2 separate regions of the Mus musculus genome follow, and region 2 is linked to region 1. The links are chromatin loops, found by intact Hi-C in ENCODE. Cell type or tissue: heart. All regions are shown on one strand. Each heading gives the region's core, and the rest is flanking DNA. Links, peaks and the distances in the headings are about the cores only. Region 1 holds the start of Jsrp1 (junctional sarcoplasmic reticulum protein 1). Region 2 holds the start of Dot1l (DOT1-like, histone H3 methyltransferase (S. cerevisiae)).

Region 1 (12,395 bases), core at 2,410-10,409:
CTATAAGAAAGCGAGCTGAGCAAGCCAGGGGAAGCAAACCAGTAAGTAACATCCTTCCATGGCCTCTGCATCAGCTCCTGCTTTCTGACCTGCTTGAGTTCCAGTCCTGACTTCCTTTGTGGAATGTGGAAGTATAAGCTGAATAAATCCTTTCCTCCCTAACTTGCTTCTTGGTCATGATGTTTGTGCAGGAATAGAAACCTTGACTAAGACAACCTCACACACACACATACATATATGTGTGAATACACAGAAGCTGGAGAGACAGCTAAGTAGTTACAGAACCAGCTGCTCCTGCAGAGGACTCAGGTTCGATTCCCAGCACCCACATGGGACTCCAGCTCCTGGTCAGATGTCTGCATCTGACCTCTTCAGGCATGAGGAACACATGTGTGCAGGCGAAACTCATAAAATAAAAATAAAATAGAAGTAAGCATTCATAGACATCAACTAAAAATGAGGGAAAGAAGCCGGGCGGGGTGGCACACGCTTTTAATCCCAGCACTCAGAAGGCAGAGGCAGGCGGATTTCTGAGTTCGAGGCCAGCCTGGTCTACAAAGTGAGTTCTGGGACAGCCAGAGTTACACAGAGAAACCCTGTCTCGAAAAACAAAAAAACAAAAATGAGGGAAAGATTTGTAAGGCCTGTGGGGCTATAGCTCACCCAGCATGCAGGAAGCCAGGACTCTGTCCCCAGCATCACGTAAGCCAGGTGTGGGGTCAGGAGGGAAAGGCAGGAGGCTCAGAGTTCAGGATCATCCTTGAGGTTTGAATTTGAGGACAGCCTGGGCTATATGAGACCCTAACTCAAGAAGAAGAAAAAGAAGGAAGAAGAAAGAGAGAGTGAAAGAGAGAGAGAGAGAAAGAGAGAAACTACTCACATGGGTCCAGTCACTGGAGTCGGCCCGCCTGGATGTCCCTGTAAGTAAAACAGTGGGCTATTCACCACCCGTAAAGGATCCTGTCCCGTCTCCTCCCCAACTCTGCCTCCACTCCAGATGACAAGGGGTGTGGGGTATGAGGCTCAGAGACACGTTTGCCAAAGACACACAGTATGTGTCATCATGGATTCCAATCCAGATCTGCCAGGTGATCCTCAGTCACTGTACCTCGAGCCTTGCTCTCTGGCCGCCGGCCTGAGGCTGGTTCCTCCAGAAATGGGAGGTCATCACTGGGGAGGCAGCTGCCCAGGCCCCCATCCAGGTCCTCCAGGCCTCTGGTAGTCATAGAGACTGGAAGATGGGGAGGGAGGGAGGATGTGGTCTCTGTCTTTATACATGCTCTCAGCACAGCCTCCTCAAGACCCCTCCCCCAGAGCCCAGCCACTGCAGGACTCCAGAATCTAGCAGCACAGCAAAAGACTAAACTGTGGTTCAGAGAGACTCAGGGCCCACTCAAGGTCACACAGTAATAAATCCAGAGGCCCACGCGGGAACCCTCCTCCCAGGGCCGGCTCATGTTCTCTGAGGCCATCAACTATTTTTATCCAGTGTCTAAAGCCAGCAAGATGGGTGAGTCTAGCAGCCCAGCCCCTCCCCAGGCCTTTGCTCCCAATCCTCCCCTAGCACTGACTGTCTCACTGACCTGAGGGTGGGGAGCACCGCTGAAGCCCCAGCAGCCTGGACCAACTGGCCCTCACTGTAGCAACTGTGGAGCAAGACAAGCTTTCCTGCCCCCTTTCCCATAGGGCACATGGAGAAATTGAGACCAGAGGCTGTGCTGAATCGAAGCCAAACACAAGACCTAGCTTATTATGGTAAAAGGGGATGTCCCCATGGCTTCTGGCTGTCACTCTTAATGTGCCTCCATGCCCAAACAGAAACACTTTAAAATCAGGGAGAGGATGGGCTGGCAAGATGGCTCATCAGGGAAAGGAGCTTGTAGCTCAGTCTGATGGTCTGAATTCAATCCTTCAATTCCCTTTACTCACACTCCATCGCTGGAAGGGGAGACAAGACGCCTCAGGTCGTCTTCTGACAACCACACATGCACCTTAGCATTTTAGCATTTACCTTAGCATCTAGTGCCTACATGTACACCAAAAAATAAAAAATTAAAATGTAATTTAAAAAATGAAATGAAAATAGAACCTGGAAGAGTTTTCCACATGGGGGAAGGGAGCTGAAACACAGGAGACAGAAAGAGTTTGGCCCCCACCTCTGTGTGTGTAGGGGGTGACAGTCACAGGAACTGGAGACCCTTATGGGCATCAGAGGTTCCCACACCAAGAACCAGGGACCCACACCTCTGCCCAGGTCTCCCCACAGCCCCTCTTACCCGACAGCCTCCGAGCTGGGCTTGAGAGACAAGATAGTGGACGGAGGGGCGGCCTGGGATGGACAGGAACAGGTGGCCAGAGACAGCTGGGGACACCAATTGGAAAGAGCCAGGGAGCCAGGAGGAGGGACTTCCACAGAGTCACTGGCAGGGTGGCCACCACCCCAACAGTGCTACAGAGCAGAGAGCTGACTGAGGGGTGACCCACTCCTACTTCAGTACACAGCCTGCTCCTCCAGCAATGAATCAGGGGATCTTGTCTGCTGCCCTGGTGTCCAGGGGCCTAGGCAACTGTGACTCCAGCAGCCATATCTGAAGCTTCTGCTCTGTGCAGGCTCGTCCCTGCCCTGCGTTCCAGGTTCACTCACAACTGTTTGCCAGTGCTTCATGCTTTCTTTTCTTGTCTTGTCTTTGCTTCCCTGGAACTTGCTCTCTGTAGGTAGACCAGGCTGGCCTTGAACTCATAGAGATTTACTTGTGTCTTCCTCTTTCTTTCTTTCTTTCTTTCTTTCTTTCTTTCTTTCTCTCTTTCTCTCTTTCTCTCTTTCTCTCTTTCTCTCTTTCTCTCTTTCTCTCTTTCTCTCTTTCTCTCTTTCTCTCTTTCTCTCTCTCTCTCTCTCTCTCTTTCTCTCTCTCTCTCTCTCTTTCTCTCTCTCTCTCTCTCTCTCTCTTTCTCTCTCTCTCTCTTTCTCTCTCTCTCTCTTTCTCTCTCTCTCTCTTTCTCTCTCTCTCTCTTTCTCTCTCTCTCTCTTTCTCTCTCTCTCTCTCTCTCTCTCTCTCTCTCTCTCTTTCTCTCTCTCTCTCTCTCTCTCTCTCTCTCTCTTTCAAGATTTATTTATTATTATACATAGGTACACGTAACTGACTTCAAAGGCACCAGAAGAGGGCATCAGATCTCATTACAGGTTGTGAGTCACCATGTGGTTGCTGAGAATTGAACTCAGGACCTTTGGAAGAGTAGAAGAGTAGTCAGTGCTCTTCACTGCTAAGCCATCTCTCCAGCCCACTCGGGGTTTCTCTTTATACTACTTGAGTTACTTTATGTAACCTCAACCCCTCCCTGGGAACTCTAGGTGGAGCTCCACCCCTCACCCCATTCTACCCCCTCCCGAAGCATGGAAATTTTAGGTAGTGACACGTTTGTGGCTTCATCTCTCAAGGCTTCTCAGAACCTCTGTTTCCACGTGTGCAAAGTGGGATTCAGGCGGCCAAGAGCTCACTCCCTGAGGGATGTTTGCCAGAAGAATGCTGCTGCACAGGGCTGCGCGCTGGGGAGCCTGCACTTTGCATTGCCACAGCTCACTGCACTAAGGAACCTGTCCATGCTGGCACAGTTCATACACGACGTTATCATCGGCCCATGGAGTTGCTTCATCAGTGAACAAGCACAGCACGACCCAATGCAGCCATTTGGAGACCATTGTTACTGTTGTCAATGGCAACGGGGTTGCTTTTTATATTCCTTTTCAAAAAAAAATATTTATTTAGTATTATTTATTATTATATCTAAGTTCACTGTAGCTGTCTCCAGACTCACCAGAAGAGGGCGTCAGATTTCATTACAGATGGTTGTGAGCCACCATGTGGTTGCTGGGATTTGAACTCAGGGAAGAACAGTCAGTGCTCTTAACCATCGAGCCACCTCTCCAGCCCACTTTTTCTATTTCTTTAAAATGGAATTTTAAAAATTTATTATTAATAAGAACACTGCAGCTATCTTCAGACACACTGGAAGAGGGCATCAGATCCCATTACAGATGGTTGTGAGCCACCATGTGGTTGCTGGGATTTGAACTCAGGACCTCAAGAAGAGCAGTCAGTGCTCTTAACAGCTGAGTCAACTCTCCAGTCCAATTTTATTTTATTTTATTTTATTTTTGGTTTTTCTTTTTTCTTTCTTTCTTTCTTTTTTGTTTTTTTTTTTTTGTTTGTTTGTTTTGTTTTTTGTTTTTTTTCAAGACAGGGTTTCTCTGTTTAGCCCTGGCTGTCCTGGAACTCACTTTGTAGACCAGGCTGACCTTGAACACAGAAATCTGCCTGCCTCTGCCTCCCAGGTGCTGGGATTAAAGGCATGTGCCACCACTGCCCGGCTCCAGTCCACTTTTTATATTTCTTATTTTATTGTTTTCCTTTTTACATTTTTTAACAATTTATTTATTTACTTTACATCCCAATATCAGCCTCCCTCTTCTTCCAGTGCCCCCTCACACAGAACATACCCCCATTTCTCCCTCCCTTTCTCCTTGAGAAGGGGGAGCCCCTCTCTAGGTGTCACCCCACACATCCCCATACCCTGAGACAGGGTTTCTCTGTGTAGTCCTGGCTGTCCTGGAACTCACTTTGTAGACCAGGCTGGCCTCGAACTCAAAAATCTGCCTGCCTCTGCCTCCCAAGTGCTGGCATTAAAGGCATGTGCCACCACCGACTGGCGACTTCTACTTTGGAAAGTCAGTTATGTCAAATGATGTTTTGCTGGGGCACACAGGAGACAAAGCGTCTTGCTAAAGTAGACATGGGAAGGAGTATTTTTCTGAAGCAGACACAGGTGAAAGGACATTTTGCTGTAGCAAACACATGAAAGGACCCATGATGAATAAGTACAAATATGACCCCACTGTATTGGTGAGGTTTTGGCTACACCACTTTGCGCTCCCAACAGATCTCACAGGCACCTGCTCAGGAGCTATCTCAGATCTCTGAATGGAAAACACACACACACAAACACACACACACACACACACACACACACACACACACACACGCCAGTTAATTTTAAAAAGCCTTGGCTAACTCAATGGTTGGGTACTTCTTTTTTTGTTTGTTTGTTTGTTTTTGTTTTTTGTTTTTGTTTTTTCGAGACAGGGTTTCTCTGTATAGCCCTGGCTGTCCTGGAACTCACTCTGTAGACCAGGCTGGCCTTGAACTCAGAAATCTGCCTGCCTCTGCCTCCCAAGTGCTGGGATTAAAGGCGTGCACCACCACGCCCAGCTGTTGGATACTTCTAAGCCTGCTACCCCTTGCCTAATTGGGGAAGTGGCTAGTGACCACTTACTTGAAGTCTCACATAGCTGGTTGGCTTTATCTCTGGTGCTTCCTCATAAAATTGGAAATAGTTCTACCTGAAGCCCCAGCTATTCCACTCCTGGGCTTATACCCAAAAGATGCCAGATACTGGAAACAACCTAAATGTCTCTCAACCAAAGAATGGATACAGAAAATGTGGTACATTTACACAATAGAATATTACTCAGCTATTATAAAGAAAGACATCATGAAATCTGCAGGCAAATGAATGGAACTAGAAAATATCATCCTGAGTGAGGTGACCCAGTCCCAAAAGCACATGCATAGTATGTAGTCACTGATAAGTGGATATTAGCCATTATATACAGGAACCATGTTACACTGTACAGACCCAAAGAAGCTAAAAAGGAGGGCCCGGGGGAGAACGCATGAAGTTCACTCAGAAGGGGAAATAAAATAGACATTAGTGGTGGATGGAAGGATGGAGGGGGCAAGGAGGGGTACGGGAAGGCGGTCAGATGTTGGGGGAGGGGAAGAGGGTTGGAAATTGATGGGGAGACACCTCTGGGACCAGCTAGAGGCCTGGGACAGGTGAGGTTACAGGAAGTCTATGGGGGTGACCCTAGCTGAGATTCCTACCAGAGGGGATATAGAGACTGAAGTGGCCACCTCCTGTTACCAGACAGTTTCCTTAACGTTTATTTATTTAGTGTAACTTCATGTGTACGTGCCCATGCTATAGAGTATCTGTGGAGGTCAGAGGATGGCTTGTAGGCTCTAGTTCCCTGGCTTATCCTTGCAGCCTGTGAATTCCAGGGACCCACCCACCTCAGGTCACTGAGCTTCCTGGGTACAGATGCTTGGCTACCAGCCAGCTAGATGACAGAGTCTTACTCCATAACTCTGGATGGCCTGGAATCAGGCTGGCCTTGAACCTGCAATGTTTGCCTCTCAAGCCAGATGACAGGCATTCACCTCATAGCCAGCATTTGTTTTTTGTGTGTTTTTTTTTCTGTTTTTCTTTTTGTTTGTTTGTTTGTTGTTTTGTTTTGTTTTGTTTTGTTTTTGAGACAGGGTTTCTCTGTATAGCCCTGGCTGGGAGTGCTGGGATTAAAGGGATTAAAGGTTTGCACTACCATGCCCGGCTTCAGCATTTGTTTTGAGACAGGGTCTCCTGTAGCACAGGCAGGTCTCATGTAGCTCACTATGTAGCTGAGGATAGCCTTGAACTCCTGACTCTTCTGCTTCCACCTCCCAAGAGGACAAATGACAGGTGTACACGACCACAACCAGCCCTGGGTCCTTAATGTTTTTGTCGAGGTCTTGGGCCGCAGGTTCCCTGAAGAAAATACTCGGGTGTCACATGGCACCCACAAGATTGTTTTTTGGTTTTGGTTTTTCTGAGACAGGGTTTCTCTGTGTAGCCCTGGCTGTCCAGGAATTCACTCTGTAGCCCAGGCTGGCCTTAAACACAAAAATTCTCTTGCCTCTGCCTCGGATTGCTGGTATTAAAAATATTTGCCACACCTGGATGCTTTTAATATTTTTAAGTTAAAACTTTTTGTTAGGGGGCTGGTGAGATGGCTCAGCAGTTAAGAGCACTGACTGCTCTTCCGAAGGTCCTGAGTTCAATTCCCAGCAACCACATGGTGCTTCACAATCATCCGTAAGGAGATCTGGTGCCCTCTTCTGGTGAGTCTGAAGACAGCTACAGTGTACTTACATATAATAAATTAAAAAAAAAAGAAGTATTAAAAAAAACCCTTTTTTTAAAACTGTGTGTGTGTGGTGGTGTTGTTGCTGCTGTTGCGGCTGTTGATGATGACGACGATGATGGTGATGACGATGACAGTGATGATGGTGATGACGATGACAGTGATGATGGTGATGACGATGACAGTGATGATGGTGATGCTTTTGGAGCCATTGCATCCCCTGGAGCTGGAGTTACCCGTGGTTGTGAACCAGCTGACGTGGATGCTGGGAACCAAGCTTGAGTCCTCTGCAAGGGTTTGGAAACAACTAAGAACAGAGCCAGCACTGTTGCCTGTGACTGGTGCATCCTATCCACTCCCCTCTAGGATAGGATGATTGTGGTTGGAACACAGATGAGGGCATCCTGACCAGTCCCAGAGAAGCAGGGCCTGAGTTCGAGGCCAGCCTGCTACAAATAAATAAGTAAATAAATAAATAAATAAATAAGTAAAAGCTAACCAAAATATAAGAAAACTGGAAAGATGGGATTCACGGGGCTGGGTTTGGTGAGGGAGGGACAACTCCAAGGCTGAACAAACACAAGCAACCATTGGTCCTCCACTCCCCCGCCCCTTCTCTCTCTCCACCCCACTCCTCTGTCTCCTCCTCGCTTCTCTGTCTCTTTTTTGTCCCATTATATAGACTGAGAAAAACAATACAAAATAAAATATTGTGAGTAGAGATAGTAGCGTTTACTGGAAAACACCTCCATGACTTAAGATCTGCCAGCTCCCTTTGGGTTCCTCAAAACTACCTCTGTCCTGTGTGGAGATACTCAGGCCTTCTCCCCATGCAAAGGCTGGGCTAGGCTTTATCTCTGAGCAGAGTCTGGGGTGGGTGGGGACAGTTGCAACAAGCCTTTGCACCTCCTGCCCGCCTTGCTGAGCCAGATCAAGTCCTTGAGGTACAATCTCTTCAGTCCTCTTGCCAGTCCAGGCATGAGCTCAGCCTTCCTTCCCCCTCTTAAGAATTGTTACTTTTTTATTTTTTGGTTTGGTTTTTGAAGCCTAGCACCACTCACTCTGTAGACCTTATCAGCCTGGAACTCAGGGATCTGCCTGGGTCCCCTTTAAAAATAGATTAAACACATGAGCTACCTCGACTTGCCTTTTTGTGTATCTCGTTTTCTTAGGTATTTTCAGACAGAATCTCACACTGTAGTTCAGGCAGGACTCCAACTTACAATAATCCTCCTGTCTCAGCTTGTGCTGCGATGCCTAATCTCAATTTACTTGTTTGTTTAAATGACATGTGTTTGTTTTGTGTGTGCTTGTTTGTAGACATCCAGGGGGAGCGGTTGAGAGGGGTCAAAGGACAATTTTGGCGTCAGTTTTTTCTTCTACCATGTGAGTCCCAGGTCAGCAGGCTTGGCAGCAAGCCCCTGTGCTTCTGCCCCTTGCTCTTTCTGCCCTGGTTCCAGTCTGTGGACACACTGACATAGTGACCCATCTCAGCAGGTCTGCAGACTGGATTCCAGGGGGCATGCTGGATCCTGGGTCAGTCCTAGCCTTTGGAATGCTGAGGCAGAAAGACAGTTTCAAGCCTGAGTGGGCTCTAAAGTAGACCATATTTTAAAACCTCAAATACAGGCTGGAAAGATGGCTTAATGGGTAGGGATGCTATCTACTAAGTCGGAAGACCAGAGTTCAATCCTCAAGACCCATCTGCAAAAAGCTCTGAACCTACTCATCTGAGCTTTCCTCTGACTTCCACACAGGTGTGGCATGGATGATGTATGCAGTAATTAAAAAGGCAAAGCAAAACTGTTTACCTGAGGTGCTTATTCAAATAGGAAAACATCTGAAGATTCAGGGATAATCCATGAGGATCAGGGTGGCCCTGTTTAGACTCTCCTAGTGAGGGGGCTGGGGGCGTGGTCAGGGGTAGAGCCCTTGCCTAGACTCCCCCAGTGAGGGGCTAGGGGCATGTAAACCCCCCAGGGACAGACTAAAGAATATGTTGTTAACTCCAAATTTTCTTTTCTTTTCTTTTCTCTTTTCTTTTCTTCTTCTTTTTTTTTTTTTTTGTTTGTTTGTTTGTTTTTCGAGACAGGGTTTCTCTGTATAGCCCTGGCTATCCTGGAACTCACTTTGTAGACCAGGCTGGCCTCGAACTCAGAAATCCTCCTGCCTCTGCCTCCCAAGTGCTGGGATTAAAGGCATACACCACCATGCCCGGCTAACTCCAAATTTTCTTAATGTTGATAAACTAGAACAGCAACTAGGTTTTCAAAAAAACTGAACTAGGCCAGCCAATATACTATGAAGATGTGTTGGCATTAAAATAGAAACCTACAGTAGTTTTAAGATAGAGACATGGTTATGTTTATGTATCTACAAAGAATAAAAAAAATAGTTACCAGAAAAACTTATAAAAATTAAATCAGACCAAGAAAAACCTATTATCATTGCATACACTAGCAAAATTTTATCGAAAGGACCCAGATGTAGCTGTCTCTTGTGAGACTATGCCGGGGCCTAGCAAACACAGAAGTGGATGCTCACAGTCAGCTATTGGATGGATCACAGGGCTCCCAATGGAGGAGCTAGAGAAAGTACCCAAGGAGCTAAAGGGATCTGCAACCCTATAGGTGGAACAACATTATGAACTAACCAGTACCCCGGAGCTCTTGACTCTAGCTGCATATGTATCAAAAGATGGCCTAGTCGGCCATCACTGGAAAGAGAGGCCCATTGTACACGCAAACTGTATATGCCCCAGTACAGGGGAACGCCAGGGCCAAAAAAATGGGAATGGGTGGGTAGGGAAGTGGGGAGGGGGAGGGTATGGGGGACTTTTGGGATAGCATTGGAAATGTAATATAGGAAAATATGTAATAAAAAATATTAAAAAAAAGAAAAAGAAAAACCTATTATCACCTGAGACACAGACGTCTTCACAAAGCAAACAGCCCAAGTGATTCACAGGCTGTCTCAGTCACTCATTTCTCTAAAATAAGCATGCTAATCAACTTCAAAAGGGCTAGCCCTAATGACTGATCACACAGAGACTAGATAAACATAAAGACTGGACAAGAAATGCTACAACTAGCTTTTCTCAGATTAACTATTTTTTTTCCTTGGGGCCCCAAAACAAAAATCCTTTGCCCCAATTCAACAACAACAAAAAAAACCCCAAATATATATAAAAAGACCATCGTCCCAGTCCCTTCGGCTGGGGTGGGTGCTTTCGGCTGCTTGAGATGTTATCATCTAAGGTGGTAGGTTATTTTGCTTAATTGTTATATATTATTTGAAATTAATTTTCAAATTATTATATATTAATAGAAATTTAAGGTTTTTGCTTTATTATATATTAATAAAATTTAAAGTCATTTGTTTAAATTATTATATATTAATAAAAACTGAGCTGGGCGTGGTGGCACACGCCTTTGATCCCAGCACTCGGGAGGCAGAGGCAGTTGGATTTCTGAGTTCAAGGCCAGCCTGGTCTACAGAGTCAGTTCCAGGACAGCCAGGGCTACACAGAGAAACCCTGTCTTCTCGAAAAAACAAACAAAAATACTGAAGGGTTTTGTTTATTATATATTAACAGAAAAATTAAATTATTTATTATATATTAATAAAAATTAAATATTGTTATGTTAGACTATTATTTGACTACATTGTACATAACCTATTTATTTAACATATGATTTTTTTTCCTTTTTTTCCTTTTTTTCGGTTTTTCGAAACAGGGTTTCTTTGTGCAGTCCTGGCCATCCTGTAACAACTCACTCTGTAGACCAGGCTGGCCTTGAACTCAACATATGATGGATCTTATAATAATCATTATTATATAGATTATTAATATTAGAGAAAATATTATTTTTTAATGTTTTTTTAAAGATTGGGGTTTTTTTCTTATGCAGATGAGTACACTGTTGCTGTCTTCAGACTCTCCAGAAGAGGGCATCAGATCCCATTACAGATGGTTGTGAGCCACCATGTGGTTGCTGGAACTTTTAATCGCTGAGCCATCTCTCCAGCCCCATCTCCCTTTCTGTTTAAGAATAGTTTTCTTGAGGGCTGGAGGGCTGGAGAGAAATGGCTCAGAGGTTAAGAGCACTGACTGCTCTTACAGAAGTCCTGAGTTCAAATCCTGACAGACTTTCGGAAAAAACAAAACAAGCAAACAAAAAACTTCTGATGATGTTCTAGGGGCTTCTTGCTGCTTCTGCAGACTCTCGACAATTGGCAGAGCGGCACAGTGATGTCAGCTGATACATACTCACATAGAGCTTTGCTAAGACAGATTCACATGGTAAGACAATACCCATGGGAAGACACATAATGTTTGGATAGAGTATAAATAGGACTCAACAGTGACAGCAGGCTTGCATAGCTATCTTTGCAACGCTTCTTTGGTCTCAAGTCTTCACTGATCTTCAGTTCGTTGAGAAAGGCACAGCAGAGAACTTCTCCTGGTGTCCCCTCTGGTCCTGGTTGCTTCTGCTGACTTGTACTGATTCAGCGAAGGCCTGACTTTTTCTGCTGGGTCATGCCACTGCGACTGATTCCTGTTGGTAATCCTGACACCACTGAACTGGACCGCTGGTTATATATCCTGACAACACAGATGGGATTTTCTCCAAAGAACTATTTCTTTTTCTTTCTTTCTTTCTTTCTTTCTTTCTTTCTTTCTTTCTTTCCTTCTTTCCTTCTCTCTCTCTCTCTCTCTTTCTTTCTTTCTTTCCTTCTTTCCTTCTCTCTCTCTCTCTCTCTCTCTTTCTTTTTTTCTTTCTTTCTTTTCAAGACAGGGTTTCTCTGTGTAGCCCTGGCTGTCCTGGAACTCACTTTGTAGACCAGGCTGGCCTTGAACTCAGAAATCCGCCTGCCTCTGACTCCCAAATTCTGGGATTAAAGGCCTGCGCCACCACCGCCTGGTTGATTTATTTATTTATTATACATAAATACACTGTAGCTGTTTTTAGACCCACCAGAAGAGGGTGGCAGATCTCATTATGGGTGGTTGTGAGCCACTATGTGATTGCTGGGATTTGAACTGGAGACCTTTGGAAGAGCAGTCAGTGCTCTTACCTGCTGAGCCATCTCACCAGCCCTTCTTTTCTTTTCTTCTTCTTTTTTTTTTTCTTTTCTGTGTAGCCCTGGTTATCCTAGAATTCACTCTGTAGACCAGGCTGGCCTTGAACTCAGAAATCAGCCTGCTTCTGCCTCCCATGTGCTGGGATTAAAGGTGTGCAAAGAATTATTTCTATTTCTAAACAGGTCTTCCCTCCCTTGTCCTAATAACCTTTCTTTTCCACTCCCTCTAGTGGGTGGTATGCTAGAAGAGATGTTAAAATATGTAAGAACCCTTATTAAAAGTAAGTTTTAGGGG
Region 2 (12,395 bases), core at 1,874-9,873, 67 kb before region 1:
TTCCTACCAGGTCACGCCTAGTCCAGCAGGGCCACACCTCCCAACAGTGCCACTTCCCATGGGCCAAGCACATTCAAACCATTACAGGCATCAGGTGCAAGCATGCATGGGGCGGGGGACATCACCTTCATTACGCTTTTAATTCTGTGACAAACACCATGACTAAAGCACCTTATAGAAGAAACCGTTTTTTCAGAAGGCTCGAGTCCATGAAAGCAGAGCACAGCACAGGGACAGGGACAGCTGAGAGCTCATGTCTGAGCTACAAACAAGAAGGGGGGAGAGAGAGAGAGAGAGAGAGAGAGAGAGAGAGAGAGAGAGAGAGAGAGAGAAAGACCAGAATGGTGAGAGTCTTTGTTTTGTTGTTGTTGTTGTTGTTGACATTGTTGTTGTTTTGAGACAGGGTCTCTCTAGGTCGCTTAGTCCTGGCTGTCTTGGAACTTACTATGTAGATCACGCTGACCTCAAATTCACAGAGATCCACCTGCCTCTGCCTCCTGAGTGGGATTAAAGGTGTGCGCCACCACAGCAGGCTGTGAGAACCCTCAAAGCCCTTCCTCTGTGTGACAGACCTCCTCCAACAAGGCTACACTTCCTAATCCTTCCCAAATAATCCCAGAAAGCAGGGGCCAGGTACTCAAACATAGGCATATATGAGGGCCATTCTCATCCAAATCACCACAGACATACACAGGCAAGATATCTGTACACCTAAACAGCCATGAAAATGAAAAATAACAAGAATGAATATCAATAGGGGCTGGAGAGATGGCCCAGCAGTTAAGATCTACTCTTCCAGAGGTCCTGAGTTCAATTCCCAGCAACCACATGGTGGCTCACAACCATCTGTAGTGGGATCTGATGCCCTCTTCTGGTGTTTCTGAAGACAGGGACAGTGTACTCACATACATAAAATAATAAATAAATCTAAAAAGTAAATACCAGCCAGGCGGTAATGGTACATGCCTTTAATCCCAGCACTTGGGAGGCAGAGGCAGGCAGATTTCTGAGTTCGAGGCCAGCCTGGTCTACAAAGTGAGTTCCAGGACCGCCAGGGCTATACAGAGAAACCCTGTCTTGAATAAATAAATAAATAAATAAATAAATAAATAAATAAATAAGTACCAATAGGGGCTGGAGTAACTCCACAATGGTTATAAGAACCAGGACAGGGGGCTGGAGAGATGGCTCAGCAGTTAAGAGCACTGACTGCTCTTCTGAAGGACCTGAGTTCAAATCCCAACAACCACATGGTGGCTCACAACCATCTGTAATGAGATCTGGCGCCTTCTTCTGGAATGTCTGAAGACAGCTACAGTGTACTTACATATAATAAATAAATAAACCTTTAAAAAAAAAAAACAGGACAGCTTTTGCAGAAGAGTGAAGTTTGATCACCAATGCCAGCCAGAGCAGTAGACTCACAGCCTCATATTAACGCCAGTTCCAGGAAATTAAACTCCCTTTGCTGGCCTCCGTGAGGAATTACACACCATAGTGCACATAAAATCCCTGTGCTTGATGGCACTTGGCACGAGGATCCAGAGTCAATTTCCAGATCCCAGTGGAGGTTCACAACTGTGTGACTGCAATTCCAGGGGATCCAAGCCCTCTTCTGGCTTCCACAGCCAACAGGAGAACACGGAGATGTGGATATACGTGCCGGCAAAACACCTACACACAGAAAATTAAATAAATAAACAAATAAATAAAAGGTAAAAATTTTAAGTAGTATTTTATACATTTTAGCTAGGCAAAGGACCACTGAGGTCCCAGCCTGATTGACATACTGAGTTTCAGGGCACAGTGCTCAACAAAGAGACAGTGTCTCAGTCAGGTGAGCATGGGGGTGTGGTGGCTCAGGAGGCCAAGGCAAGAAGATCAGAGACTGCAACACACAACAGACAAAATAAGAAAGGCCAGGTGAAAACGTTAACCTGCCATCCACACTGAAGAGATGCAGACAGGAGGATCGGAAGCTTGGGTTTTATTTGGGCTGCAAGGTGAATTTAAGGCCAGCCTGAACTACATGAGACTAAATTAAGTCAGGTATGATGACCCGGGCCTGTCATCTGCCCTGGGAGGCAGAGGCAAGGGGTCTCAGTGGATTTGAGGCCAGCCTGGTACATAATAACTTAGGTCAGCCTCAGCTACATAGAGACACACTGTGGAATGCAGAGGGTATGCCCAGCAGTCAGTAGTCTTGGGTTCCACCCAAAGGAAGCAGAAACTTCTGGTTTCTGTGGAAAGTTAGTTATGTCAAATGATGGTTTGCTGGGGCTCACAGGTGAGGGGATGTTTTGCTATAGCAGACACATGAAAGAATGGATGATAAAGGAGTATAAATATGACCCCACAGCCAGTGGGGCTCAAGCATTGATTTGCTTTGCTCTGCCTTGCTATCCTTGGCTAATGACACACATGTCTTGGTTCACCTTACATTGAGTTGTTGAGCCCTGCTTGTGATGATACCAAGGAGAAACTTGCCAAAGAATTAATTTCTTTCTTTCTTTCTTTCTTTCTTTCTTTCTTTCTTTCTCTCTTTCTTTCTTTCTTTCTTCCTTGTTTTTTGTTTTTGTTTTTGTTTTTTGAGACAGGGTTTCTCTGTATAGCTCTGGCTGTCCTGGAACTCACTCTGTAAACCAGGTGGCCTCGAACTCAGAGATCTGCCTGCCTCTGCCTCCCAAGTGCTGGAATTAAAGGCGTGCACCACCACGCCTGGCTGCCAAAGAATTTCTTATGCGGTTCCTGCAGCTTCTTGCAGCTTCTGTGGCCTCATGCCGGTTGGGGAGCCTTACAGTTTCTTCTGGATTGAACTGGCCTTGCTGGTTCTTGTGTAATGCTGGTCGAGAAGACTGGGCTGCAGCTGCTGATTCACATTTGGTGTTTCGATAAGGGACTGGACTACTGATATTCTAACAAGATTGGACATGCCTCCAAAGAACTGTTTCTAAACAGTTCTCGATGAAGAGGCAGGGGAATAGTTCAGGCCAGCCTGGGCTACCTGACACACCAAAACAACAAACAAAGCCATTGGGGTTACTTGAAGGCAGAAGAGCTTTTAACAGACCAATCTCACAGCACTGGGACTTCAGGAAATAGCACATTCCTCAGTGTGGCCAGCAGAGGGCAGTGCTTACCAGGCACAGAGGTGCAGCAGCCTGAGCTGGTGGACCTGGTCAGAGATTCAAGACTGTGTTATTAATCACACGGAATACCTTCACTTATCCATAAGCAGTCCTTCCACCTCCCCATCAAAAATCTATGTACCCTGCCAGGTGTGGTGGCACACGCCTTTAATCCCAGCACTCAGGAGGCAGAGGCAGGTGGGTTTCTGAGTTCGAGGCCAGCCTGGTCTACAAAGTGAGTTCCAGGATAGCCAGGGCTTCACAAAGAAACCCTGTCTCGACCCCCCCCCAAAAAAAACTAAATAAATAAATAAATAAAATCTATGTACCCAATCTATCCATCCACCCACCCTACCACCCACCCGTTCACCACCCACTCATCCACCCACCCATCCACCCACTCAACAACATACTAATAATCTACTGTATTCCAACTTTAGCAATGAGCAAAGATCAAGGAGACATTTAGAGAAAGAAGAAAGTTCTGAGAAAAGCAGGCAGGCAGACATGGGAACAAAGAGTTCAGAGAGGCTCAGGAATGGTGACAAAACTCAGACTCAAGCTTGTCCAGGATGGACAAGGTCCTGGGTTCAAGTTCAAGCAGAAAACAAACAAAACCAGCTCAGCCTGTGAAGGAGCAATGAGGGAGTGAGGGGGTGTGCAAGCTGATGAGATACACTGGCTAGCAGGGGCCACAGGAGCCACGGCCTCACAGGAGCTTCTCTGTGGGTGGGAGGTACTCAGCAAGTTTCAGGTCAGCCAGAGCAGCATAGTGAGCCCCTGTCTCAAAGCAAGAAAAACAAAGGAATTCCTAGAGGAGGGCTCACTCTGAAGAGATGTCTCAGCAGTTACGAACATTTGAAGCTTTTCCAGAGGACAGAGATTCAATTCCCAGTACCCACATGGTGGTTCACAACCATATATAACTCCAGATCCAGGGGATCCAAGTCCTTCTGACCACCATGGGCCCCAGACACACACAGATGTACATGCAGATAGAACACACATGCACATAAAATGAATAAATCGAAAAGAGAAAATAAAAAGCAGGTTGAATGTAACCATCTTCCCATTTAAAAAGTCCCTGATGCCTCTCGCCCCTGGAGAAAAAAAACCCCTGAGGTCCTCTGGTGTTTCCCTGGCCCAGGAGCCCCTTTAAGAGGGCGGGTGAGAATGAAGGAAGCCTCCCACAGAGAGCGTCTGGAGCTCTCCTTGGTGCTGAAATTCCTTTGGTCTGGCCACTGAAAGCATCCATCCCTCCCACCCTCAAGGAACTTGCTAATTCCTGTTTCCTAAGGATTCTCAGCGACAGCCCAAGATTTGCTGTGCATACGTGTACAAGTGTCCATGTGTGAAGGTCAGAGTTCAACCTTGGATCTGGTTCCTCACATCACATCTAGCTCTTGAACTCGTGGGTCAGACTTGGCTGGCTGGCTGGCCCCAGGGATTCCAGGAATCCTCCTGTCTCTGCCTCCTTAACTCTGAGATCGATTAAAAGTGTGCGCCACTATTTCTGGGCCTGTTGTGGGTTCTGAAGATCAAAACTCTGGCCCTCAAGCCTGCATGGTGGCCACTTTACCACCTGAGCCATGTCCCTAGCTCTCTGGGATTTGATTATTTAAAAAAAAAATTAAAGAAAAATCAGGTGTAGTGAGTGTTGCATGCCATTAATCCCAGCACTCCGAAGCAGATCTCTGTAAATTCAGGGCCAGCCTGATTTATGTAGTGAGTTCCAGGACAGTATAGCCCTGGCTGTCCTGGAACTTACTTTGTAGACCAAGTTGGCCTCGAACTCAGAAATCTGCCTGCCTCTGCCTCCCGAGTGCTGGGATTAAAGGCGTTCACCACCACACCTGGCAAACAAATACTTTAAAACAACTCTTCATTACATTTATTTATTTATTTATTTATGGTGTGCATGCTTGCTTGTGTGCGTGTGGAGGTCAGTGGGCATTTCCCAGAAGTTGGTTCTCTCCTATCCATTGCCAGGGTCTCAGCATGCCAGCATTGCCATTGATCAGACTCCAGCATGCCAGCAGCAGCTCTGCCGAAAGCATCTCTGTAGCCTTGGTTGGTTTTGTTCTGAGTAGGTTACATCAACTTGAGACAGCTAGAATCATCTTGGAAGATAGAGCATCGACTGGGTAAAGGCCCTAACCAGACTGATCCCTGGGCCATTTTCTTGGCCGAGGTCCAGTAGAGTGAACTGGCCACGGGGGCAAGCCATTCTGCAGTCCTCCTCCATTGCCTATGCCCAAGGTCCTGCCTGCCTTCAGGTTCCAGGCCTGAATTCTCTTGGTGATGCGCTACACCTGCAGGATGAAATATTGCTTCCACTCCCAGCACCTTTGCTCAGGGTATTTCAGGGTGGATTTTTAGTATGTTTATTTGTTTGTTTGTTTTGCTCTTTGTTTTGGGGTTTTTGTTGTTGTTGTTGTTGTTGTTGTTGTTGTTGTTGTTGTTTCTCAAGACAGGGTTTCTCCGTGTAGCCCTGGCTGTCCTGGAACTCACTCTGTAGACCAGGCTGGCTTTGAACTCAGAAATCTGCCTGCCTCTGCTTCCCAAGTGCTGGGATTAAAGGTGTGTGCCACCACTGCCCGGCATTAGTTTTTTGTTTGTTTATTTTGTTTTGTTTTTTAAAGAATTATTTACTTTATATATGTGAGTACACTATAGCTGTCTTCAGACACCCCAGAAGAGGGCATCAGATCCCATTACAGATGGTTGTGAGCCACCATGTGGTTTCTGGGAATTGAACTGAGGACCTCTGGAAGAGCAGTCAGTGCTCTTAACTTCTGAGCCATCTACACACACACACACACACACACACACACACTTTTTTTTCAAGACAGAGTCTCTGTGTAGCCCTGGTAATCTTGGAGCTTGCTCTGTAGACTAGGCTGACCTTGAACTCACAGAGATCAGCCTGCCTGTCTCCAGAGTGCTGGGATTAAAGGCGTGTGCCATCACTCCTGGCCTATTTTCTGTTCTTTAAACAGTTTATTTACTCTGTATGTCTGTGTTTGTGTGTGCCTGCAGGTGTATATATGGGTGGGTAGGGCATGGAAGTCAGAGGATAGCCTAGGCTGTGATCCCCAGAGGATAGCCTCGGCTGTGTTCTTCAGGACTGCTGCCTACTCCTTTTGAGCCAGTTTCTCCTAGCCTGGAACTCATTAATTAGACTAGGCTGGCTCCTGTCTGTGCTTTTCCAGTTCCTGAATTCCAGGGGCCACCACCCCAGGGCTGGCACCAGGGCATGCCACCACCCTAGGCCTGACACTTGTGTGTGGGCACCAGAACTAAAATAGGATTCTTGTCTTTGAAGGCAAACTCCTCACCAACTGAGCCATTCCTCTGGCCCTTTTCTTTGTTTATGAAAGTATATGTGTCCAATGTGTATGGAGGTCTGAGCTTGAAGTCCTGCATCTCCATCTCTCTCCACCTTAGACATGGACATGAGGTCCCTCTTTTAAAAAAAAGAAAGAAAGAAAAGAAGAGAAGAGAAGAGGAGAGAAGAGAAGAGAAGAGAAGAGAAGAGAAGAGAAAAGAAAAGAAAAGAAAAGAAAAGAAAAGAAAAGAAAAGAAAAGAAAAAAGATGTATTATATATATGAGTGTTCTATCTCCTGCACGACAGAAGAGGGCAGCAGATACCCTTGTTGATGGTTGTGAGCCACTATGTGGTTGCTGGGAATTGAACTCAGCAACTCTGGAAGAGCAGCAAGTGCTCTTTATAGATCTTCTCAGTCATCTCTTAACTGCTCTGCCTCCACCTCCCAGTGCAGTGGTGGGTGAGAGGCTAGTTCACCACACCCCGTTTATGAGAGTTGTTCCGGCGATGCAGCTCAGGGTTTCCCACGTTCCAGGTCAGCTCTCCACCCACTTATCCCATATCTGGTGTTGGTCTGGAACTTAAACTCCCCACTCTTGAGAGTACTTTGGAGTTCAGGCACAGTGCTGGCTGGGAGGGAGTGGCCGATGGCAAACCCCCGGCTTCCTCGGCTATTACTCAGACTTCCAGAAATAGAGCCGAGTGCGCACACATATAGAAACGGAGGTTATTTTAAGATGTGACTCACAGGATCCTGTGGGCTCTCAGCCCAAAATTAGCAGAACCGGCCAGCGCCTTGAAACCAAGAAGGTGCAGGAAGCTGCAGAGGAACTTCTAAGACAGAGGCTGGGGATGTGGGGAGACTTCCCGCTCCCTCTGGAGCCACGGTGTGGGCGAGGGGACTTCCCTCTCCCTCTGGACCTAGGCTTTCTCTTGCTTCTTTTAGGTTTTAAGCTGAGTTTGGTAACAAAAGGTAAAAGGATATCTGGGCACGGGTGGGGGTGTCTTCTTGAGGTCCTGAGCATACATACCCCTCACATCCCAGACTCCTCGTGCCCGCATGGAACCCTCCATATCCCAGCACATAATCCTTAAAATTCCAGCACTTGGGGTGCCGGAAGGCGATGAGTTAAAACTTTCCTGGGCAATATATATAGACACTAAATCTTAAACTCCCGTGTAGAACCCCCAGTGAGGGAGGGGCTGGGAGTGTGGACAGGGCTGGAACTCTATCTAGAATCCTCCAATGAGGGGTTGAGGCATGGTTAGGGTTAAGCCCTGCCTCCTGGGGGTGGGGGAGGAAAAGGGGTGGGCTGGGGGCGTGGTCAGGGGTGGAGCCTCGCCTAGAATCCTCTGTGAGTGATTGGGGGCGTGTTTGGCAAGGAAGTGCTTGGCCCTAGCTCCTAGGAGGCACCAGGCTATGCCCTATTAGCTCTGGCAATGAAAGCATGAGAGACCTGGGAAATTCTCTCCACTACCACTGAAGTTGGGACATTGTCTTGTAGGGAAAGATGAGCCTCACTCTGGACAACACAAGGAGAAAGTAATAGCTACAAGGCACGGAGGAGAGCTCTGTGTAGGAATCCCCTAGAGTGAGTAACAGGATTGGCCTTCTCTCTAAAGGGCATGAGGAAGTAGGTCAGATATAAAGAACGTTCACAGTCTGTCACTGCAGCAGCAGGCTGGGGGGCTGCTGGTCAAGGTCTGCTCTTAGACTAGCTTAGTGGGACAGTATTTGCTCAAGTTCATTTCCTTAATCAAGCAGGAAATAAAGAAAAGAAAAGAAAAGAAAAGAAAAAGAAAAGGCATTCAAGGTCATTCTGGCCTACAGAAGACTGTCCCAAGAACACCACCAGCAACAACCAGCCAAAGCTGAAGCAGAATGGACATGGTGCCTCCAGAGGGCTTTATCTCAGCACTCCACTCGGGAGGCAGAGGCAGGCCGATCTCTGTGAGTTTAAGGCCAGCCTGGGCTACTTATCAACTTTCTTTTGTTTTGTTTTGTTTTGTTTTTTAAAATTTTTTTCCAGACAGGGTTTCTCTGTATAGCCCTGGGTGTCCTGGAACTCACTCTGTAGAGCAGGCTGGCCTCGAATTCAGAAATCCACCTGCCTCTGCCTCCCAAGTGCTGGGATTAAAGATGCATGCCACCACTGCCCTGCACATATCAACTTTCAAAGCTACACAATGATCTCCTCTCAAAAAAAAAAAAAAAAAAAAAAGTAAAACAAGATAACAAAATCAAACGTAGAAGCCGCCGGGTGTGGTGGCACACCCTGTCTCGAAAAACCAAACCAAAAAACAAACAAACAAAAAAACATAGAAGCCAACAAATAAAAACAATAGAGCAATCTAGGAAGAGCCAATGCAGACTTCTGCAAGGAAGGATAATCTCGGCTCAGGCCCAGGCTATCCACCTGCCTCTGCCTGTGTCCCAAGAGCCCTGTGTAACCCATGAGTTACCTGGCAAGTTCAGTTTCTTGACCTGCTTACATCATACCAAGTGTACTGGCTAGTTTTGTGTCAACTTGACAGAGAAAGGAGCTTCAGCTGGGGAAATGCCTCCATGAGATCCAGCTGTAAGGCATTTTCTTTTTTCTTTTTTTTTTTTAATTTATTTTTATTATATGTAAGTACACTGTAGCTGTCTTCAGACACCCCAGAAGAGGGAGTCAGATCTCATTATGGATGGTTGTGAGCCACCATGTGGTTGCTGGGATTTGAACTTCGGACCTTTGGAAGAGCAGTAAGGTGCTCTTACCCACTGAGCCATCTCACCAGCCCATGTAAGGCATTTTCTTAATTAGTGATCAAGGGGGGAGGTCCCCTTGTGAGTGGTGCCATCCCTGGGCTGGTAGTCTTGGGTTCTATAAGAGAGCAAGCTGCAGCCAGGGCTACACAGAGAAACCCTGTCTTGGGAAAAAAATGTATTTAAGAGAGAGAGAGAGAGAGAGAGAGAGAGAGCGCAAGCTGAGCAAGCCAGGGGAAGCAAGCCAGTAAAGAACATCCCTCCATGGCCTCTGCATCAGCTCCTGCTTCCTGACCTGCCTGAGTTCCAGTCCTGACATCCTTTGGTGATTAACAGCAATGTGGAAGTGTAAGGTGAATAAACCCTTTCCTCCCCAACTTGCTTCTTGGTCCTGATGTTTGTGCAGGAATAGAAGCCCTGACTGAGACACCAAGCTACAGAGTCTTTTACCACGTCATTTAGTTTTGGAACGAGGGCTCACTGAGTTGCCCAGGCTGGCCCGGAATTTACTTGGTAGCTCAGCATGGCTTCTAGCTCCGGATCCTTCTTTTGGGGGCTGGCAAGCGCTAGGATGAGGGGTGGGAGCCATCTCCCCTAGATTACATTCACTCCCATGTAGTCAGGAAGAAGAAGCAGCTATCCAGAAGCGGCTGGTGAGCTGGTGACAGCTCACCTCAAGGTAACTTATTCTCAGAAGGTTTTGGGGGGAGGGAACTTAAGTATTAGAAGGATTGGAATGGCCTAAGAAGGAAATAAGTTTGGCTCCTGACTCTGTAAAGTTCTGGGCAGGTCAGAGAATAACATTGCTTTGAACTCTTAATTGAGAGCCTCCGACCTATAGGGTCCAATTTGACTGATGATTTATTAATTAACTTATTGCTCACATCTTTAATCCCAGCTCTCAGGAGGCAGAGGCAGGTGGATTTTGGTAAATTCGAGGTCAGACTGGTCAACAGAATGAGTTCCTGGACAGCCAGGGACACCCTGTCTCAAAAAAAAAAAAAAAAAAAAAAGCATGTAAATAAACAATAAGCAGATAGGCTAGAAAAGTGAAAAAATAGAAAAGCTAAAGAAGGGGAAAAATTGAAAAATGAAAAAAAAAAGAAAGAAAGAAAAAGCCAGAAAAACAGAAAAAGAAAATTGACGGGAAGGGAAGAGAAAGAAAAAGAACAGGAAATGGAAAGAAAAGAAAAAAGCAAAGCAAAGCGAAGGGACGCGAAGCAAGCCTGTGCAACTGGGATTTGAACTTGACCCCGCCTGGTCTCTCTCGCTTTCCTCCGCAGGGTTTCCCCGGGTCCCCGCTTCCGGCTGGCGGCGACGTCGGAGGGCAACCGAGGACGTGCGTGCGCCGCTGCGTGCGTAAGTGCGTGCGTCGGTCGGAGGAGGGCGAGTCCAAGGGGGCGTGGCGTGCGAGGGGTGGCGCGCGCGGCGCGGCGGGCGGAGGCTCTGGGCGCGCACCGCCTCTTGGCTCCCGGCCTCCCCCGCGCGCGCTCGCCGAGTGGTTCCGCCCGACCCCCCGGCTCATTGTGCCTTCTCCTCACGCCGGCCCAAGATGGCGGCGGCTCTAGACGCCCCGGCTCTGTGACTCCTACAAAGAGGGGAGCTGGGGCCACACGGGAGCGGCGGCCGAGGCACAGGCCGGGCCGTCTGTCCTCAGCCGTCCGCCCCGCGTCCGCCCGTGTCCGCCCGCCCGGCTTCCCGCCGGTGGCCCCGCCCCTCCCCCAACCGCCCGCCTAGCATGGTGCGGCGGCCGCGCGCGCCGACATGGGCGAGAAGCTGGAGCTGAGGCTCAAGTCGCCTGTGGGCGCCGAGCCCGCCGTCTACCCGTGGCCGCTGCCGGTCTACGTGAGTGTACTTGCGGAGAACGCGGGGGTAGGAGTCGTGGGGCTCCGCGGCGGCAGCGGCGGCGGCGGCGGGTCCTTGGCCGTTCTCGGCCCGCGCCTGCCGTTGCCCTGACGCGGCCGGTCGCGTTGTCGCCGCCGCCGGCCCGGAGCCCCGCGTCTCCAGCCTTTGAGGACCTGAGTCTGGACCGACCTTGTGGGCAGGGGTGTAGAGACTGAGAAGTCGGGGATTCCTTGCCTTTCGTGGCGACCCCTCATGTTGTCACCTCAAATTGTCACCTCACGTGCCCTCTTCCAGTCATCTGTTTCTTATCCTGATGCCTTCTCCTATTGTCCTCTATGCCCTTTCTCGTTGTCACCTTTTGATGTTCATGGGCAGGTGCTAAAAAGAACCCTAGGAAGTCAGGGGGAGGTTGGCCCTTGGGTTTGGGTTGTCCCCCCACGTTCGTGGAGTGGTAGGAGGGCTCCGAATAGTTGTTTCTTCATGTCAGGGTGCCCGGCTGAAAGAACCTGAGAAGTTAGAGAGGTTGTCATCTCAATTTGTACCTCATGTGTCGTTTGACGTTGGTGGATTGGCCTGGAGGTACATTGGAATGCTGGAGCAGTTGTTTCTTAATGTTGGTGGCATGGCTAGAGGGGACTTAGGGAGTCTGGAGGTTGTCCTCTCATGCTGGTGGGTAGAGCTGGTGCGACTCTGCAAAGCTGGAGGTGTTATCCCTTAAAGTGGAAGTGCCAGAGGCAAGTGGGTTCTGAAGTCCAGGAGGGCCTGCGGAGGTCAGTGTACTGTCCCCTTGTGGCCCTTTGTATGCTTTGAGTAGAAGATACAGCAGTGGGGTTCCCTGGTGCTGCTGAGTTCACATCCTCACTGGGGTCCCAGGGAACATGTGTGTCCTGGGATGCCCTTGCACCTGTCCTCTGCCTCTTCGAATTAGGCAGCCCTGTGTGTCCTTGAACATTCCCACAAGTGTCCACTCAACTCTCCTGAGGTCAGCAAGATGGCTCAGCAACAGTCTTATAATCTGAGTTCCATGTTTGGGACATGGGCAGAAGGGAGAGTACCAACTTCCACAAGTTCTCTGACCTCACTGTGTGCACAGACACAGCCACTCACAAATGTAATAGGAATTTTGAAATATCTGTTTGTGTGTATGCTGGTCATGGTGGCACACACTTTTAATCCTGGCACTTGGCAGAGGCAGGAGGAGTCCTGACCAACCTGGTCTATAGTGTGGGTTCCTGGTTGGTGGTCTGCCTACAAAGAGTCTGAGAAATTGGGGAGGCTTGTCCCTCTTCTTACCACGACTGGAAGGACTGTGGGAAATGGGAAAAGTTGTCCCCTGGTGTTGGT

What was found. Peaks named below come from ENCODE experiments on the same cell type or tissue, not always from the same donor. Only the 100,000 strongest peaks of a DNase experiment are listed, where the experiment ranks them.
Region 2: a loop joins it to region 1, with 5 times the contacts of the local background. A loop is called at or near these places in 13 of 42 quality-filtered maps.

The regions. Positions count from the first base shown.
Region 1 is chr10:80,811,187-80,823,581 of GRCm38, forward strand. Jsrp1 (junctional sarcoplasmic reticulum protein 1) reads right to left here and starts at 2,312. Exons shown (of 7, transcript NM_028001.3): 1 at 2,277-2,312; 2 at 1,109-1,231; 3 at 881-918. The coding sequence starts at 1,226. In heart, for the core only: CTCF peaks have their summits at 3,823 (motif pointing right) and 6,990 (motif pointing left); no DNase peak of the experiment used is centred there; H3K27me3 peaks cover 294 bases.
Region 2 is chr10:80,744,474-80,756,868 of GRCm38, forward strand. It overlaps Dot1l (DOT1-like, histone H3 methyltransferase (S. cerevisiae)), which reads left to right and starts at 10,730. Exons shown (of 28, transcript NM_199322.2): 1 at 10,730-11,051. The coding sequence starts at 10,971. In heart, for the core only: CTCF peaks have their summits at 3,122 (motif pointing right) and 6,765 (motif pointing right); DNase peaks (open chromatin) are centred at 3,158, 5,292, 7,178, 7,788 and 1 weaker place; H3K4me3 peaks cover 1,289 bases; H3K27ac peaks cover 1,693 bases.